Regions from separate parts of the Homo sapiens genome. Here region 1 is linked to region 2. Evidence: chromatin contacts called from ENCODE Hi-C or POLR2A ChIA-PET data. All regions are on one chromosome and are shown on one strand. The core of a region is the stretch at or near the end of the contact, and the rest is flanking DNA. Distances in the headings are between cores, read along the strand shown.

Region 1 (4,210 bases), core at 703-3,202, 240 kb after region 2:
CCCAGCCGGATCTCGGGTGTGCTGCTTCTCAGAGATGCACAGGCACTCAACGTAGGGGTGAGAGCCATGGCTGCCAAGCCCGCGTTGCCGACTGCCTTCAGCACAAGCTGGAGCTAAATCGAGATGGAGGTAGGACCATGAGGGGCAGTGGCGTGGGGGGCGGGGCAGTGGCGTGGGGGGCGGGGCAGTGGCGTGGGGGGCGGGGCAGTGGCGTGGGGGGCGGGGCAGTGGCGTGGGGGGCGGGGCAGTGGCGTGGGGGGCGGGGCAGTGGCGTGGGGGGCGGGGCAGTGGCGTGGGGGGCGGGGCAGTGGCGTGGGGGGCGGGGCAGTGGCGTGGGGGGCGGGGCAGTGGCGTGGGGGGCGGGGCAGTGGCGTGGGGGGCGGGGCAGTGGCGTGAGGGGCGGGGCAGTGGCGTGGGGAGGGGCAGTGGCGTGGGGGAGGGGGCAGTGGCGTGGGGGGAGGCAGTGGCCTGGGCGGGGGCAGTGGCATGGGATAGGCAGTGGTGTGGGGGGTGGGCTGTGAAGGGCATTTACCCACCTTCTCGGGGTAGGGGCCAATTTCTGTCCCCAGCCACGCTCCAGACCCCGCGGGCCAGCCTGGCGCCTTCCTGGGCATCTCAGCCCATTCCCCCTTCCCCCCTTCACCCCACCCCCACTCAGTGGTGTTGGGGGGCAGTGGTGTGGGGGGGGCAGTGGTATAGAAGGGGCAGTGGCGTGGGGGGGCAGGCAGGAGGGTGAGGAGACGGGTTGAAGTGGGGAAGGGGGAATGAGGGATAGGAGGAAGGGGCAAAGGGGGGAACCCACCCCCACCCTCTCCACCTGGAGCTTGCCTGATTCGCTTCGGCCCCACTGGGGGCACTGAAGCCGGTACTCAGGACACTGGATGTCCTCACCTTGTCATCATCCGAGGGCTCCTGGATGGTACAGTTCTCACCCAAGGCGTCTCCCAGGATCCTCACTAGGGAGCCGACTCCAGGCAGCTGGCCGCAGGGCCCGTCCAGAGAAGCACAGAGGTTGTGCACCAGGGCTGAGATGCCCAGGAAGGCGCCAGGGCTGGCCCTCGGGGTCTGGAGCAGTGGCTGGGGACAGAAATCGGCCCCCACCCGAGGTGGTGGGTAAATGCACTTCACAGGCCTCACCCTGGCCACACACCGACTCACCTGGGCAACTTCATAATACAGAGCTGAGTCCCCCAGAGTCTGAACAAATTGCTCTTTTCAGGGAACATTTTAAAAGCACCCCAGAGGCCAGACACGGTGGCTCATGCCTGTAATCCCAGCACTTTGGGAGGCCAAGGCAGGTGGATCACCTGAGGTCAGGAGTTCGAGACCAGCCTGGCCAACATGGCAAAACCCCGTCTCTACTAAAAACACAAAAATTAGCCGAGCATGGTGGTGTGTGCCTGTAATCCCAACTACTCGGGAGGCTAAGGCACAAGAATCCCTTGAACCCGGGAAGCAGAGGCTGCAGTGAGCTGAGATTGTACCACTGCACTGCACCCTGGGTGGCAGAGCGAAACTCTGTCTCCAAAAAAAAAAAAAAAAAAGAAAACAAAACAAAAAAGGCACTCCATGTGGCCCACGACTCAGACGCCCAGCTACCCTCACTCCAGGGCTTCAGTGAAAGGAAGGCAAACAGGAGGGGGTTCAGGACACAGCTGCTCCCTGCCCCAGGCACCTCAGAGAAATCAGACCAACAAATCTTTTTTTTTTTTTTTAAGATGGAGTCTTGCTCTCTCATTCATCCTGGAGTGCAGTGGCCCTATCTAGGCCCACTGCAACCTCCACCTCCTGGGTTCATGTGATTCCCCTGCCTCAGCCTCCCACGTAGCTGAGATTACAGACACGTGCCACCACCCTTGGCTCATTTTTCTATTTTTAGTAAAGCCGGGTTTCACCATGTTGGCCAGGCTGGTGGTGAACCCCTGACCTCAAGTGATCTGCCCGCCTCGGTCTCCCAAAGTGCTGGGATTACAGGCATGAGCCACCGTGCCTAGTCTAGACCAACAAATCTTAGTAAACAAACTGTGTTCACTACAAGCCAGACTGCTGATAACATGTCACACACGTTGCCTTTCTTATCATTCCCATTTTGCAGAGCAGGAAGCTGAGACACAGGAAGCTGAGACACAGAAAGGGTAAGGGACGTGCCTCAGGTAGCCCACAGCTATAGATAGAACTGAGACTTAACCCAGGAGAGGCTGGCTCCCAGGCCAGGCATGATACCAACACTCACGGCTTCTCAAAATGCAAATTCTGGGCTCACTCTAAAATCCAGCCCTGGGGCCCTGGCTGTGAACAGGGGCCTCTGTGCTAGACCCACGTCACTCCAGAACAGGGACTGCTTGGCAGCTGTGGAGAAATAAAATCTCTGCCTAGCTCTGTCCTTTTTTTTTTTTTCTCGAGATGGAGTCTTGCTCTTGTCACCCAGGCTGGAGTCCAGTGGCACAATCTCAGCTCACTGCAACCTCTGCCTCCTGAGATCAAGTGATTCTCCTGCCTCATCTTCCTGAGTAGCTGGGATTACAGATGTCTGCCACCACGCCTGGCTAATTTTTGTATTTTTAGTAGAGATGGGGTTTCACCATATTGGCCAGGCTGGTCTCGAACTCCTGACCTCAGGTGATCTGCCCACCTCAGCCTCCCAAAGTGCTGGGATTACAGGAGTGAGCCACCACGCCCGAGCTGCCCAGCTCTGTTCTTTCTCTGGATTCGTGACTCTTCACCAGATCTGTGTTACTACGCTAGGGTGTGAGCACACTGTGTGAAGGTGTGAACATAAGCATCTGTGTGTGTGCATATTGGTGTGTGCTGTAGAATCCTAGTGCTTGTGGGTGTGTACGTTCCCACTTGGGTGTGCAGGTGTCTCAGCGCACTCGAGTACCCTAGTATGCGTGTATTTCCTGGTGGATGCCTGTGCACACGTGTCCCCATGTGGGCATCTCGTGTGTCCCATTGGATGTGTGCATGTGCCCATGCGTCCAGGTGCGTGTGTGTGTACTGTGTGTCCCTTGTGTGCCCACGCACAGCCCAGTGTGTCTTGGTGTGCCTATGCATGTGTCCAGGTGTGGGTGGCTGTCTCCACACGTCCCACTGGGTGAGTGTCCTACTGTGTGTATGTGCATGTCCTGCCATGTCTTCACATGTGCATACACTGGGGTGTATATCTGCATCTCCAGGTACGTGAGTCTTGGCGTGTATGCCTCAATGTGTGTGTGTGTGTGTGTGTGTGTGTGTGTGTGTGTGTGTGTGTCTTGACAGGTCTATGGTGTGGGTGTGTGTCCGTGCATTTCCCCATGTGGGTGTCCTGGGAAAGCCTGCCTCAGTGTGAGCCTGCAACAGTGTGTGTAGGTCTGTGTGTGTACACGTGATCCAGCATGTGTGTGCATATCCCTGTGTGTTTGTGTGTCCCTGTGCCTTGGTGTGAGCCTGTGTCAGTGTACGTGCAGGTCTGTGCATGTACACATGATCCAGTGTGCGTGTGCACGTCCCAGTGCAATGGGTGCCTGCTTCAGTGTGTGTGGGTTGTGTCCCATGTGTGTACACGTGCGCTCAGGATGCATGCGTGTGGGTCTTGGCGTGTGCATCTCACTGCATATTTTCTTTGTGAAAGGACAGGGGTGTGTGGAGCCTGGAAAAAGCACATTCAATGTTTCCCTATATTTGAGCAAAGAAAACAAAGCTGTCTGTTTTCTTAATACAGAGCAGGGCAAGCGGGCTTGGCTGGGAGGGCAGGGGTTATAAAAAGACTAAGAAGCTCTCCGGCACATGGGAGGGGCCGCCTGCTGGAGGTTCCCGCCTCTGACTGCTTTGCCCAAGAAAGGCGGCGGGGGCACAGACAGGGCAGGCTCGGGCCTGTCCCAGACCAAAGCTGGAGCCAGAAGCCTGGTCACAGCCTGCAGGGCTGTGGGGCAGGCTGGTGCCACTTGGCTGGCAGAGAGCCCAGATCTGTGAGCCACTTCCGGTGGCCCTGCCAGGACAACTGGGCCAGCATGAGGCCTGGGTGCTGAGCAGTCCACACAGTAATGACCCAGTTGGTTCTGTGTATGGCTGCCCGGGGGATGAACCCAGAAGGGCCAGCCTTCCCTGTTTTCACAAAAACCAGAAACCACATCGCAAAGAGAAGAACAAACAATTTTGAAAGGGAAATAAATTTAAAAAAAAAATGGGAGGAGAAGAAAACAATCTTAATGCAAAAATCTCTAACGAAGGC
Region 2 (4,241 bases), core at 1,272-3,771:
GAGGCCCAGGGAGGCAAGGGGAATTGCCCTAGCCGCCAGCAGCACCCTCCCGCCACCACAGACCACACAGTCTCCTTCTGGCTCCAAGTTGTGTGTTCACCAAAAAGTACACAAGACAGAGCAGGGTGAGAAGAAGGAAGCTAGACCCAGCCCTGTATCCCCCATCTCATCTCAACTGAGTATCCCTTGATGCTGGTTCAGAATGTGCCACTCCTCTGTCCAAAAACTCACTAAGCCCCCACCCCCACCCCTTCCTGGAAGCTGTTGTGGTCATAGAACCAAAGAAGTTTCCTCTCTGTTATCCATTTCAAGCAGATGTTTAGTGGACAGCCAAAAAAAGGCCCAAGTGTTGTCTTTGACAGGAATGGCCACAGGCAGATTTACTCAGTTTTCCCTTCTGTAGAATGGAAATAAGAGCCCGTGCCTCACAGGGTTGTGCCTCTCTTTATAGGATTAAGTAAATTTAAGTATGCAAAGCACAGAATTAGGGCTGGCACGCACAAAGTGCTCAAACGCGAGCTGCTGTCTTACCGGACACACGCCAAAACTAGACCAACCGTTTCTCTCCCTGGAGAGTTGTGGGTGGAACCGTGAGGGATGCCCAGCCACAGGGCAGGCCCCGTACACCACCTGCAGCCCAGCAGGTCAGCCTTAGGACCCTCTCCCCTGGACCTGTTCAGAACCAAGTTAAACTTTTGGCCAAAGCACACTCGCTAGAAAACTTATTTTTTTTTAAAAAAAAAACTTTCATAATAAAGTTTATTACCTAAACTGACTTTAAAAAATATAAAATAGGATTCTGCACAGCAGAAAAATAAAGCCAGAGACCCTCCCCCAACCCCTGGTTTGTGCAAAGATACTGGGTATATGTAAACATGAAGAGGTAGGAGGTGCGAGTTCAGGTCCTGGCTCCAGATACAGTTAAGCTGCTACAACAACCAGGGGGACCCAGAGGGAGCACCAGGAGGGGGAGGACCCCCTCAAGAGGTGAGAAGGGGTCTGCGGCCTCGTCTCCAGCCGAGGGCGGGAGGCGCCTCGCCCCTACACCCATCCGCTCCCTCCAACCCAGGCCGGGGAGGGTACCCACATGGTTCCAGGCAAGTAATAACAAAATAACACGGCATCCCAGTTAATGCTGCGTGCACGGCGGGCGCTGCCGGTCAAATCTGGAAGGGGAAGGAGCTCAGGTAGTCGCGGAGGACGGGGTTGAGGGGGATGCGAGCCAGGTTCTCGCGGCCCACGGTGGCCACGATGCGCTGGCGGCACAGCTCCTGCAGCGGCCGCACGCGGCGCTGGCGCAGCGGGGCCCCCAGCATGCGGCGCGGCGCCGCCACGTAGTGCTCCAGCAGCTCGAAGAGGCAGTCGAAGCTCTCGCGGCTGCCATCCAGGTGAAAGCGGCCGGCCTGAAAGTGCACGCGGATGCTCGTGGGTCCCGAGGCCATCTTCACGCTAAGGGCGAAAAAGCAGTTCCGCTGGCGGCTGTCGCGCACCAGGAAGGTGCCCACGGGCTCGGCGCGCAGCCGCTCGTGCGCCCCGTGCACGCTCAGGGGCCCCCAGTAGAATCCGCAGGCGTCCAGGAGCGCGCTGGCGCGCGTGATGCGCCGGTAATCGGCGTGCGAACGGAATGTGCGGAAGTGCGTGTCGCCGGGGGCCGGGGCCGGGACCGCGGGGCACGGCCGCGGGCGCGCGGGGGCCGCGGGCGAGGAGGAGGAAGAGGAGGAAGGTTCTGGCCGCCGTCGGGGCTCTGCTGCTGTGGAGACTGCATTGTCGGCTGCCACCTGGTTGTGTGCTACCATCCTACAGAAGGGGCCAGCCGGAGGGGTGGGCCATAGCGTCCGGGGGTGCGCTGCGGGAGAGACAAAGAGGTGAGCTGGGGCGCTGCGGGGCCGGGCAGGTGTGCGCCGGCCGGACAACTCCGGAGGGCGGCGCTCCCGGCGGACCCGGCCCTAGGGGGCGAGCACGGAGCACCAAGTCCGCGCGGATCCGTTCAGCCTCAGTGGACACAGCTAGAAAATGGGCTCTGTACTCCGCGGAGCTCTTCCCGGCGGGTGGGGGCTCGGTGGAGGCGGAGTCCGGCCTCCGGGCAGCACCGAGAGGGGGGCGTGGAGAGCAGCCGGTTCTGGCTCCAGCCGTCCGGCCCCGGCTCGCCGCCCCGCGCCCGCCGCCTGCTGGCCAGGCTGGGATCCGCGCCTGGTCTGGGCGATTTGGGCTAGGGCCGGAGAAAGGCTGTGCTGCGGGAGCCCCGCGCGCGGGGGGCGGCCTGGGTGGGGCCGGCGAGGGTCAGGGGCATCGCGGCCGCGACCCCATTCTGCAGCCCCCGAGGCTCGCCCGACTCCTGGCTGCCCTGGACTCCCCTCCCTCCTCCCTCCCGCCTCCTCGCCCAGGGCCCGGCTCACCTGGCGGCGGGGCGCGGGACGCCGCGGGCGGGACGGCGGGGGGCTCCGGGGCGCTCCGGGGCGGCTCTCGCGCATGCTCCGGGGCCAGGAGCCGTGCAGCTGCCACGGCCGCAGCTCGCTCTGTTCGGCGCCCGCCCCTGCGCCAGTCTTTTAAACCGGCTCGGAGGCGGGGCTGGCGACGGCGGGAGGCCCCGCCCCCTGCCGGCCCCGCCCCCAGCTCCACTTTTGGTTTCTCTTTCCGCGGTGGCGTCCGGCGAGGACCGCTTCGGCCCTGTTTCCCTCTCTTCTGGACCCTCCCGCGGGGCCCTCTGCCCGCCTGTTCGCACCTGCCCCAGCACCCGCCTCTCGAGGGGCTCTGGCCCCGACCCTGCGCCTTCCGGCCACTTCTCGGACCCCTCCTTCGGACTTGGCGACCCCGATTTTGCCCCGCTACCTCGGGTTCCACTTTCTGCCGCCAGGCCCTCTTGGGACGCGCCCTGACACACCCTCCTCCGCCCCAGCTGTCTCCACACCCGCCGGGGGCAGAGCCCTGTCCTCTCCTCCCCTGCAGCCAGATCCCCCTAGGAGGCCACAGAAGGTGTCCCCAACCCTGAGCCTGACCCCACCCGTAGACCCCCTCCTAGCCCCTGCTCCACCCGCCGTCGACGCCCTCAGTCGCCCGCCCTGCTGTCCCGAAGCCCCGGCCGGCCGCGGTCTCTGGTCTTGGCTCGGGCTTCCCGGGAAGCGGCGGCCTGACCACAGGCTTCAGAGGAACCCCTGGCGGCGCGGGCGCCTCCACCCCGGCCCAGTTCCTCGGAAACTGGGCGGGGCCGGGCAAGGTCCCTGGTGGCCTCGACTGCCCTCCCTGCGCTCCCACTACCCGGCTGCGGAAGAAACTGAGGCTGGGGAGGGGCTGGGATTTGCAATGGCTTGCAGATTGGGAGCTCTGGACCTGGATCTCGCCTTCCCCGTCTTCATTTTGGGGAGAGGTGCAGCTGGACGACATCAAATTGGAGCCCAGTGAAAAAATGGTGCATTCTCAGACGTGATGAATCCCCAAACCTGGTTTCCTAGCCCTCCTCTCCCCCGACCCCTTCCTCATAGATTTCCCCCTCCTACTGCTCCGTCAGGCATCTGCCCTTCAAAGACTGCCTTCCCACCACACACACGGCCGGGGCTTGGGATGGTGGGCGGTCGGTGGTCGGGGCTGTAATTTGCACACGTGTTTGTGATTTAGTGATTCCGATTGTCGTGCGAGGCCATGGAGTAGGTGCCTGGCTGCTCCGTGTATTTTTGAATGAAGGCATGTGAGGAGCCCCAGCATCACAAGGGGCCACATAAAAACCTGGCTAGGCTGGGCACTTGGTTACTGGCCTCACACTGGGACACACTGCCCTCTACAGACAGCTCTCAGACGGCTTCTCTCCTGGAAGCCCTGGTGCCCAGTCCCTTCCCGCCTCCCTGGCCCCACGATACCTCTTTCCCCAGGCAGAGCCTAGGTCCTTATTAACCTCCTGAACACAGGGAGTGGCCCAGAATCAGCCCAGCTTAGCACCCCATCAGTGCCCTGAATCTGCATGTGGCCAGGGCTGGTGGTGGTCATTGGTGTAGCCTCCTAGGTTGTGCGTGTGTGTGCGTGCGCGTGCGTGAGGGGGTGAGAGAAGATGCAGAACCTTGCCTGCACCAGAGGTCAGGTGTGTGATCATTCGAGAGATGTCCACTGAACATCTGCTGGAGGCCACACTCTGTGGAGGGTGATGGAATACAAGGAGACCCAGTTCCAAATCTGCACCTTTCTATTCTTGTGACCTTGAGCATGTAATTAACCTCTCTGCCATGGTTTCTTTATCTGTGAAATGGGGATAA

What was found. Hi-C counts contacts between places; a loop is a spot of excess contacts on that map. ChIA-PET counts read pairs that join two places held with the same protein, here RNA polymerase II (POLR2A). Pooled maps may share reads with other maps.
Region 1: a loop to region 2 is called in a pooled map, with 2.5 times the contacts of the local background. The contact joins the enhancer-like site here to the promoter of SOCS1 in region 2. A Hi-C loop is called at or near these places in 5 of 50 pooled maps. POLR2A ChIA-PET finds 5 or more read pairs at or near these places in 4 of 52 experiments (BJ, T-cell, WTC11 and 1 more).

Annotation. Positions count from the first base shown.
Region 1 is chr16:11,493,684-11,497,893 of GRCh38, forward strand. It overlaps LOC400499 (putative uncharacterized protein LOC400499), which reads right to left. Exons shown (of 67, transcript NM_001370704.1): 11 at 892-1,077; 12 at 1-113. Among named protein-coding and RNA genes, the nearest start is that of LITAF, 91 kb to the right of the region's middle. RefSeq lists enhancers at 488-1,484, 3,663-3,712, 3,690-3,984. Within about 2 kb of position 1,953, at least 15 of the 41 ENCODE cell types and tissues checked have a DNase peak (open chromatin) inside an H3K27ac peak, as active enhancers do.
Region 2 is chr16:11,253,683-11,257,923 of GRCh38, forward strand. It overlaps SOCS1 (suppressor of cytokine signaling 1), which reads right to left and starts at 2,522. Exons shown (of 2, transcript NM_003745.2): 1 at 2,397-2,522; 2 at 735-1,846. The coding sequence starts at 1,796. The coding sequence ends at 1,161. All of the region lies in intron 1 of LOC105371082 (a long non-coding RNA gene), which reads left to right. RefSeq lists an enhancer at 388-557 and silencers at 1,168-1,257, 1,668-1,817, 1,828-1,877, 1,978-2,717, 2,968-3,167.